Linked DNA regions of Homo sapiens: region 1 is linked to region 2. A link is a loop called in an ENCODE intact Hi-C map of the cell type or tissue named here. Cell type or tissue: ascending aorta. All regions are shown on one strand. Each heading gives the region's core, and the rest is flanking DNA. Links, peaks and the distances in the headings are about the cores only. Region 1 has its middle 78 kb from the start of LINC01422. Region 2 has its middle 8.1 kb from the start of LINC01422.

What was found. Peaks named below come from ENCODE experiments on the same cell type or tissue, not always from the same donor. Only the 100,000 strongest peaks of a DNase experiment are listed, where the experiment ranks them.
Region 1: a loop joins it to region 2, with 1.8 times the contacts of the local background. A loop is called at or near these places in 4 of 110 quality-filtered maps.

What each region holds. Positions count from the first base shown.
Region 1 is chr22:26,978,622-26,983,999 of GRCh38, reverse strand. No RefSeq gene overlaps it. Among named protein-coding and RNA genes, the nearest start is that of LINC01422, 78 kb to the right of the region's middle. In ascending aorta, for the core only: no CTCF peak of the experiment used is centred there; a DNase peak (open chromatin) is centred at 2,279; H3K4me3 peaks cover 560 bases; H3K27ac peaks cover 1,641 bases.
Region 2 is chr22:26,892,533-26,897,910 of GRCh38, reverse strand. No RefSeq gene overlaps it. Among named protein-coding and RNA genes, the nearest start is that of LINC01422, 8.1 kb to the left of the region's middle. In ascending aorta, for the core only: no CTCF peak of the experiment used is centred there; DNase peaks (open chromatin) are centred at 2,577, 2,894 and 4,944; H3K27ac peaks cover 3,759 bases.

The DNA.
Region 1 (5,378 bases), core at 222-5,221, 86 kb before region 2:
TAGGTACAATAGAAGATACTGTCTTGAGTTGTGTTTCCTAAGGAGAACCTAAGTCTGGAACTGGGGCCAGAGTGAGGACAGGAGAAGAGGGTGTGTATGGCGCATCTTGTTTAGATGGCAAGTGAGGTGCACAGGGTACAAAATTTAAAGAAACCCTCACTCTCCGGCACATACAGGTGCAAAGCCAACCCCTGAAAGTAGAAGCCTCCTTACATTTTGTGCCCTGAGTGCCTCTTCTGCCTCACCCTAGTCCTGTCCCTGAGGCTCTGGTGACTCTTATGCAAGAGATTTCTTTTGGGAGAGCTCTCAGGAGAAAAACTTGTAAAGATGAGGGGAACTGAACAGAGAAGGGGAAGAAGCCAGGCAAAGTAGTGGTTTCAATTCAGTGCTCACCTCTGCCTGATTCCTGGGAGCTGTGGACCATGAATGACACCAAAATATTGCCCTCCAGGAAGACAGGGGAGCTCCTATATTAGTCACTGACTACAGACAATCCCTGAGTGTGCCTAACTTCTCAGGCATTTCTGAGCAAGGTAGTTCTAGAGCCAATCTTGGGAAGCAGGGAGAGGAGTCAGCAACCAACACTCATAGTAGCTCAGGGCTGGGTGCACCGACCAGGCAAAGAGGATTTGAACAGGGACCAACAATGTCTGCTGTGAGTGCCATCTCCAGAGGGTGGCTGGGAGGTTAAGGAAGGGGATGGGGACATGGCACATCTTGTTTAGATGGTGCCTAGCAGACTCTCAACTAAGGGTAGTTAATATTACCCTAGACAAAACAGCAGGCTCCATGGAAGCAGACTTCATCCCAGTCTCTGCCAATCTATTCCCAGTTGTTAGTTTAGTGTTGGTCCTATAGTAAGTTCTCATTTGTTCACCAAATGAATGAATTATTGTTACCGGTATCCATTATTACCATAATTACCACTATGTTGGCTGAATATGACCATACTAATACATGACAAATAGATTAGACCACTCGTTCCAAACTTGAGGTGAGAAGATGTTTCCAAAGGAAATAATCTTAAATTTTATTTTGGTTTTTGTTATTTTCTTTTTGAATTTCCAGCTGATGAGTGCTCAAGGCAGCTTCTTAGCCTCCAAAGCCCTGGGATAAGAAGCCTACTCTGTGACCTGCTCTGCTATGCTGTCTTGAGGTCTCTGGCTCTCCATAGACCCTTGGCCTTTTCAGATCTTTCCCATTAGCTATCTCCAAGCCAGACTCCTATGCAGGTCATCATGCTCTTTCTCTAGGACATGGCTGTCCATGGCTCTCAAATTCTGGGCTGAGCCTCATGACCTTTGTCAAATTCCCTCACAGATGTGCTGGGATAAAATGAACCAATTAACCCCAATACACTTGCTTTTTTTTTTTTTTTTTAGACGGAGTCTCATTCTGTTGCCCAGGCTGGAGTGCAGTGGTGTGATCTCGACTCACTGCAACCTCTGCCTACTGGGTTCAAGCGATTCTTCTGCCTCAGTCTCCCAAGTAGCTGGGCTTAACAGGCGCCTGCCACCACGCCCAGCTAATTTTTTGTATTTTTAGTAGAGACAGGGTTTCACCATGTTGGCCAGGCTGGTCTTGAACTCCTGACCTCAAGTGATCCACCCACCTTGGCCTCCCAAAATGCTGGGATTACAGGCCTGAGCCACCGCACCCGGCCAGCTCTCCTTTCAAATGTCATCTCTTCCAGGTAGACCTCCCTGATCTCCACCTAAGCTGCTACAGGCCCTCACTGTTCTCTGCCCTCTTCCTTAATGCACATTTTGCAGTTACATGTATCCAATTGGCATGATGGCTTACTTAGGTCTATGAGTTCCATGAGGGCAGGGCTGTGTCTGGCTATTCACTCCTTTACCCCTAGTGCCTGGCACTGAGTAGGTGCCCAGTAAACATGTAATGAATTTAGAATTGGCTCTCCTGCAACTCACTTAAAGTAGGTACCCTAGGTATCTTATTCCTCAGCCTTGTTCAGTGGGTTCTGGTCATCATAATTGCAAACAGATGCCATCCCCCACCTCCCACCATCCTCCTTTACCCTGCCTTCAGTTGTCTGCCTGCTTAGATGCTATATATTTTCAAGGCATTACCCTGTGTGATATGCATTCACACCACCCTCCGGCAGCTTAATCTTCCCCTCCCCAGTGTCCATTGGCATAATCAACCGGGGGCCTGCCCAGAACCTGCCAAGCTTATATTAATGTTGGCTCAGAGAGAGATTTATTCCTTCCCGGCATAGCTCGGGCTGGTCCTGGCTCAGCTAGGACTCCCCCACCCTTATACCCCTAACTGCACGCACATACACACACACACACACCAGCTCCATGTGGAGCCAGTTCTGTTTAGTGTTTGGGAGGAGAAGCTCCTTGGCCTCTGCCAAATATAGTCAATCACCCCCAGAGACTTTCAGAGCCTCTGCATCTTTGTTGGGGCTGGAAACTTGTTTCTTACTCTGCAAGGGCCACGAGCACATCGTGAATGTGATCTCACTTGGACATTTAAGTGCCAACCCTGGGATCAGACAGCTGTGTGATTTGAGTGAGTAATTTACCTCTCTGATAATCAGTTTGCTCATTCATAAAATGGAGATAATATTAGTGGGATAACATTAAGAGCTCGCGCTCCCGTAAAAGGTATTGTTTAAAAAGGAGAAACAAAACAGCCGCCGTCCTTGGAAGTGGGAGAGGCATAAGACAGAATGTCTACTCCCACCTCAGCCAGAGGTGGAGTCAGTCTTAGCCTCTGACCCCTGCTAGCTCCAATCACACAAACACTGCAGGGAGAAAGAGAAGAGCATCTGCCCTGGAGTCAGGCTGCCACCCTGTTCACCTGCTTCTGTCCTTGCCACCTGTCTCTGAGCTCCGGTCACGCAGAACTCATTGATCCCAGGACACACCTCCTTAGTACATGCTGTGTCCTCTGCCTGGATTTCCCTTCCACCTATTATCTGCCCAGATATAAAACCACCACTTATTGAAATCTTCCCTGCTCCCACCTCTTCTTTCTCAGCTCCAAGTAGAGATCATTTCCTGGGTTACCACACAACCTCATAAAAAGTTCTATTTGAACACTTTCTGTACTTACACCACCAGGATGTGATGTGGCTCTTCCACCAAATGGTGAATGCCTTGAGGACAGGAGTCTTGTCTATCTTCGATTCCCTAATGCTTAACCTAGTGTCCAGCACGTGGTAGGAAACTTAATCCATGATTGAATAAATTGTCCTCTGTGCCCCCAGTGTTTAACTCCAAGACTAGGACATACTAATTACCTAATGAATGTTTGTGAAAATGACCAATTAATTGCTATTTATCTGTCTCCATAGCCCCAGAGCCTAGAACAATAAGTGTTTGAATGAATGAGCTGTGCTCCACATTCCGGGCACTCAGTATGCTGCCTGGACCACAGTAGGTGCCAAGGAAAGGTTTGCATGTATGTTTACATTCCCGGCACCTGGTATAGAGTGTAGCTGACTACTGCAACTGACAATACCCATGCCCCTTCAGCCCAAAAAGCACAGGTTTATCTTATTTACCTGATGATGCAATGCAGGTTCAGGGCAGCAGAGGATCAGGAGTGAGAGAGAAGCTCTGTTCCACTTGTTCATTCAAGAACCCAGGCTCCTGATGATCCTGCAAGTTTCGACAAGTGGCCTTCTAGGGTCACACTGGGTGCTGAAGCCCAGCTGGCAGGTTGGAGAAAGAGTAGGATGATTTTGTGGCTAAGCCAGGGACTAGCCCACATCACTTCTGCTCAAGTTTCTTTGGTTAGAATTCAGTCACATGGCCAGACCTCACTGCAGGGAAGGCTGGGAGATGTAGCTTAAACTGTGTGCTCAGGAAAAAAAAGAAATTGATTTGATGAGCAGTGAGTAGTCCTACAAACTTGTCAATTATCCGTAAGTATTTGAGGAATAATAGGAATAATGAGTTTTTCCTTATCTGGATGCTAGCACAATGTTTGCACATAGTATATGCTCACTGAATAGTTGAAATAATCCATCTCTGTATCCTTGAAAGCCTTACATATTTTCTGGCATGGAGGTGGTACTCAGTAAATGAGTAGATAAAAGGAAGGAAGGAAGGAAGGGAGAGAGGGAGGAAGAAAGAAAGGATGGATTTAATAGTTTCATAACAGATGGGTGGATGATGGATACATGAATGGATGAATGGATGAAAGAAAGGAAGGATGGGCGGGATAAAGGAAGGAAGGAGGAGGGGAATTAAAAATGAAATGAAGTATTTCAGAGTGGATGGATAATGGATAGATGAATGGATGAAAGAAAGGGTGGGTGGGAGAAAGGAAGGAAGAAAGGGAAGGAGGGAGGAAGGAAGGATATGTATAAAATTTCAGATCCTAATATAGTTCTTCGCACATATTAACCGTTTGGGAAATTGTTACCTTCGTAAACTAGCGTAATGGGTTAGCCCTGCCGACTCAGATTTTCCCATTAACCTGATAATGGGTCCCATGGGATCTGCCCTTGGTCCTGATCCCTTGGTCCACACCAGCCCCACACCTCATTATACTCTACATAGGGACCTGGCCACCTTCCAGCTTCCAAGTAGGAAGGAGGTTACCTCCCGGTTTCCTGGATGTGGTGGCTAAAGCTCCAGTGGGAGCTGTGGAAGGCAGGGGGTGGGGAGACAGAGCAGGGTTTTCTATTCAAGGTCTGCTCCCTGCTTGAGTGATCAACATCATTTCCATACTATAATTACATTGCCCAATCCTCTCCTGATTTTACTGCTATCTTGTAAGCCATCCCGGTTGTGAGTAATTTAAAGCTATATGAGATGTCAGACTCCGTGAAACAATCACCCCTCAAAGAAATATGGCCCTAGATCATAATTGATAAGTCCCATTAGGCAATGGGGCCTCTTATTTCCTATTTGGTCTCTTCTGAGATGGCCTTGTTGATTTGTCTAATGCAGACTCTGTCCCCAGCATTGTCAAGGAAGAAAGATTCCTCCAGCTTTTGGGGATGAGGGCTCAGGGGCCCCAAGCCTCGGAGTAGATGGAGGATGGGATTGAGGTAGGGTAGGTGGCTAGACCAGATACCTCCTGGCTGATTATTCCCTATGGTCTGCCTGATTTTTCTTGCCCAGAGAACTCCTACAAAGAGAATCTGCTACTACTGGGGATCAATAGGATCTGTTCTTGTGAAACCTGGTTAGGATAAAAGGAAAAGGGGGAGCATCTGGCTTTGAGCTCAGAGGTGCTCCCAAGGGGATGTCCCAGAACTCTGCAGATGGCCCAGGAGGGGCACATATCTTTGCAAAGCCTACTGCTCCATCAATCCTAATATCCTCATTCTCCAGCCTCTAACCTCTCAGCCTGGAGCTTCAGCTGAGCTAGAGTGTGATGAAATAATTGTGGCT
Region 2 (5,378 bases), core at 178-5,177:
GCTCTTCCCTGTTACTTATGTGTGCTGGGATGCTGTCTTCTCACAGCCTCTGCATTTACTGATCTCTCCTCCTCAGAAAGAGATCTACCAATGCTCTTTCCCTAGACAGACCCTGGCTCACTCCTCCACCCCTAAAACAAAGGAACCACCTCCTCCTCCAGGGGGCCTTCCTTGACAACTTTATTTTAAATGGACTCTACATCCTCCCTCCCACCCCTTACCAGCCTCCCCTGTATCCCTGTAACTTCCCCCTCACCTCCCACCAGCCTCCCTTCCCACTCTCCAACAGTCTAGCTTCTCTCCCACTTCCTACCTGCTTCCCTCTCCCCCATTACCCGCATCTCTCCAGGGCCTCCCACCTACATTGGCCTCTGCCTTACCTCCTATGTGTAGAGGATTAAGTCTCTTCTCCACAACACTATGAGAGCAGAGATATTTGCTTCATTAGTTAACCACTGTATCCCCAAGACCTTGCACATAGTAGGTGCTCAATAAACACATGTTGCACAAGTGACACTCTCATGGTCTGATTTGTTCCAAGAAACTTCTTCAGCTGAAAACTCCAAGGAGATCGGCCCGTGGGAAGAGCAGGGTGGACTCTGAGCACCTCAGTGTTGGCTGACATGCCTAGAGAGACCCACACTGAGGGTTTTGCCTTTGATGATGACACACGGAGTCAGGCCTGGCAGTCCCCTTGGCTGATGCCACCAGGGACACCCCGGTAGTTCTGCAGCTTTCCCTTAATCATAAATATCTCCCCTTGGTGTCAGCAGACCCCTTGGAAATCACCAGAGGAAATACTGGCATCAAACCCCGATAAATTCCTAAATGCCCAAGCCAACCGCACCAATTTACAGCAGGTTTTGACTTTAATAATGTTTTGTCTTAGATTTGGCCCTAATTATAAATCATTTGCAACTGTGGTTTAAACCATAAGCAAATCTTACATGGCATTCTTATTATCTACTTAATATCGCAAAGAGAAAGATTTATGGAATCACATTCCGGGAATTAAGCAAACGAGGAAACTTTTAGGTGAGGGTGAAACACGTGAAAATTATAGTTTTGTCATAAAACGTTGATTGATCAATGATTATTGTAAAACGGTGGTAACTGTGCTGGCGTCAACATAAATCTGTAATTGGCTGGATTTATTCTTTTTCAAAATACTATATTTCCTACAGTTTTGACCATCGTGTTAATATGAATCTGTCAGATTTACTGTGGTTTTAACTTAATTAACTCCATTTAGCTTATGCATATATGTGTGCGTGCGTGCGTGTAGGATGTATGTGTGTGTGTGTGTATATATATACACACATAGATTTATATATGTTATACTTATCCTTAAAATGCAATGTCCACAGTCACTTTTACTTTTTACATAATCGTTTGTGGTTTTCTTCAAATATAATTTTTTACACATTTGGGAAAAACCCATTTTGCGTATGAAGCCAACTCTTGCTGCAGAAATGGGTTCAAAGCACTGTTAGAGTTTTTCACCTGTGGGGTGACCACATCAGGTAATGATATTGCATCTTAGGAGACAGGGAAGACTGCAAAAAGATCCTGAGTCAGGCTCAAATCTTGACTCTGCCACTGAGTGGCTGTATCACCCTAAAGAACCTATTCTACCTCTCTTTGCCTGTCTCATGTGTAAAATGGGAATGGATTACTTGCCCCTACTTCAGAGGCTACTGTGAGGCTTAATAAAGTGATGAATGTTATGTGGTTGGCATGAGGCTTGGCATGCAGTGGATGCTGAGTGCATGTTGTAGATGGCCCTTCCTTCTGCTTCCCAGCCAGGGAGTGGACTTGCGACGTTTGGGGTAGCATGCCCCAAGGAGTGAGGTCAAGGGAAAATCCTAACCCTCAGAGGAACCATCTTAGGAAGGGCCAGTTCCAGTGCCAGAGGGAACCAGCCCAAACACCAGAATCACCTTCTAACCCGATAGGACCAGGGAGATGGTGGGTTCAGATCAAAGCCACACAGGGACAGATAACCATACACTAAATCAAATTTAAAATAATAATAATAAAACAGTAGCTCCCACTTACCCAGAAACACTTTCTTTGCATCAGGTCCTATGCATTTTTTTAGTGGAGAGTAAAGGTCTCACTCTGCCACCCAGGTTGGAGTGCAATGGTTCAGTCAGAGCTCACTGCAGCCTCCAACTCCTGGGCTCAAGAGATCTTCCCCCTCAGCCTCCCAAGTGTCTGGCACTACAGGTGCTCGTCACCACACCCAGCTAGTTTTTCTAGTTTTTGTAGAGATGGGAGTCTCACTATGCTGCCCAGGCTGGTTTCAAACTCCTGGCCTCAAGCGATCCCCCCACCTTGGCTTCCCAAAGTGTAGTATTACAGGTGTGAGCCACAGTGCCTGGCCCATAATTCTTTATAGACTTGATTTTGTTATAAAGCTCAGCAAAGCCCACTAGCACATCAACCTTGAGATGAGAAAATTATGATTTCAGAAATGTGACTTGCCCAAGGTCACACAGCTAATAAGTAGTGGAGCTGAGACTCCAGGCCTACATTCTGAGGCACGGAGTTTTACTACCTCTGACTGTTACTGGGCCACACATTCCTCCAGCAGCTGCCCTCTCTCCTGGCAGCATGCATTCTGAACCGATAATTCCTTCCAAGTCTAAGCCAAGGAAAAAGGAGGCCCAGTTCAGCCACTGCAGTCTCTTCCTGTCTAATTGCTAAGAACAGAGCTAAGAAGTCATTGCTTTGAAGCTGAAACTCTTCTCTTTCTGTGGAGTTTCACGTTTGTATTTAATCGTGCTTTATTTTTCTTGATTCACACTGTGGAGCCAGTTAAAAATATTTTCTGAGAGCCTATTCTGAGTCATTGATTCGTGGTGTCTGTTCTGAAGTTGCCCAGGGTCAAGTGAGTCAGCTGTGGGTAAATGAACCCAGACACTGGATTTCACTGAAAAGTAAACACTCCAAGCAATGGAAAAAAAAATGTTGGTTTCATATATAACTTTCACATGCAAACTTCCCTCCAGTCTTCCCCTTCTTCCTCCACTTCTCCCCCATCTCTTTCTTCTCCCTCTCCCTTTCCTTCCTTTCCACATTGATTTTTCCCTTTTCTCATCTCTCTCCCTCTTCATTTTCTCCAGTCTTCTCTCTCCTTCTTTCAAACTTTTTTCTCCCGTTCCCTTTTCTCTCTTATTTCTCTCTCCATCTCCCTCTCTTCTTTCTTTTCTTTCATTTTTCTCTTCCTTCTTCTATTCTCTTCTCTTGTTTCCTATACTCTTTTCTATTTTGCACACAGGATTTTGTTTTTATTTAGGTGAGACCCACACAGCAGGAAGACGACTGCTATTGAAAAGATAGTTTATTACTCACAGTTCCCAAGAGGAGGGGGCGTAACACGTTACACAGGGCAGAAGCAGCCAGGGAAAGCATAGGCCAGGGCCTTTATCATGGATTTTGTTTTCTCAGTTAATGGTAGCCAAAATAAAATAATAATAATAATAATAGGCTGGGCATGGTGGCTCACACCTATAATCCCAGCACTTTGGGAGGCCGAGGCAGGCAGATCTCTTGAGCCCAGGAGTTCGAGACTAGCCTGGGCAACATGGTGAAACCCAGCCTCTACAAGAAGTACAAAAAATTAGCCTGGCACGGTGGTGCACGCTGTCCTCCCAGCTATTTGGGAGGCTGAAGTGGGAGGATCTTTTGAGCCTGGGAGGCACAGGTTTCAGTGAGCCAAGATTGTGCCACTGTACTCCAGCCTGGGAGACAGAGTGAGACCTTGTCTCAAAAACAGTAATAATACTAATGATAACAATATCATGGGTTTTACTGGAAAGAACAGGTGAGCCAGGGTAGGCAGACTTAGCATTGGCCATTTTGAATAATTTCGGCTGACTCTGGGCTATAGGGGCAGTCCCTAGTTGTCTGGTTCCTGGTCCTGGGGTGATTTGGAACAGGGGGATAGCGTCCTGGAAGGCAGGAGGTTGAAAAAAAGACTCAGGATTGGTTGGTTTGCATATCAAAGGCTTGCTCAGAAGAGAAGTGGTTTGCTACCTCTAGGAATTACCTAACCCTGGGAGGGGCACTCCCTCCTTGGATCCTCAAGACCTCCACAATTCCCAAGCATCATCAAAGACAGAAAGTTAAAAACACGATTTCTACATCTTTTTTCCTTCCTCTCTTTTACTCCTTCCCCTCTCCTCTTCTCTGTTCTCCCTTCTCATTCTCTCCTCCTTTCTGCCTCCCCAGGGCCTGGGAAGAACTCATCGCAAAGGTTCAGGTAAGCAGTAACAAAAGCCTAGGTTGAGTGGGTGGCAAGAAGCCAAGAGAGGAACAGACAGCATCACGAACTACTTGGGAGGTAGAACTCTCGTTTTCAGTGACTGGATGTGGCTCCGACAGCCCTGCTCAGCTCTGCCTGCTGGCCCGAGCTCCGCACCACCACTTCTGGGAAAGCCGCCCCTTCCTTGCTCCAATGGTGGCGGCTGCTGTGTCCTCACCCTGCCGCTATCCCGTGGGTTGGTTGTTTTGCCCAGGCCTGGAATTACCCAAATCCCCTTAAATACACGACTGCAAATGAGGACCCTGGAAAAAAAGGCAATAATTGTGACAGTAACTCACGGGGCCAGGCCTGACACGTCTCTAATTGCCTGCTAAAATTGTCGCTGTCTCCTAAAGTGCAAATTATCACCCGAAATGACAAGAATAATGAATGAGTAACTCTGATGTAATGCAACAATTAGTCCTCAAAGACACTGTCTAATATGGTAATTCAGAACACCCACTCCTTGTTATTAAGTGCCTGATAATTATTTAATTATCTATCTGCCAGCATGATTTACTTGGTTTATTTAGCTGCAGATGTGGGCAGGAGCGTTTGGGTTTAAGGTCAGAGTGAGCTGGCCCCTCCGCTGGCTGCCACATCGGTTTGCTTGGGTGCTGGAGGCTGCCGCCCGTCTGACTTCCCTAATTGGCTTTGGCAGTCCTGACCCAAAGTCGGAAAATTGCCTCTTCTCCACCCCCGGCTCCGGTTCAGGGTCATTCAGGGGCTGAGGGTCTTAAAGATCATGGATGAGAGTGCCTGCCTTCCCCTGCCCCTTCGGACCCTCCGACAGGTGATCAGAGTATTTGGGGGCAGCAGCTGCCCAAACTGAGCTTGATGTGAGTGTTTACTGTGCTGGGCACGGCGCCAACTCCTACACAAGTGTTAGCTCGTTTAATCTTCACAATAGTGCCAGGAGGTAGAGACAACTGGTGCTGGCATGTGACAGAGGAGGAAACTGGGACTTGGAGAAGTGAGGTCATTCGCCCAAGGTCCCACAGTGAACGAGTGGTGGGCCGGGACGAGCCTCCCTGTCCCCAGAGCCACTCTACTCTCCTGGACCCTGACA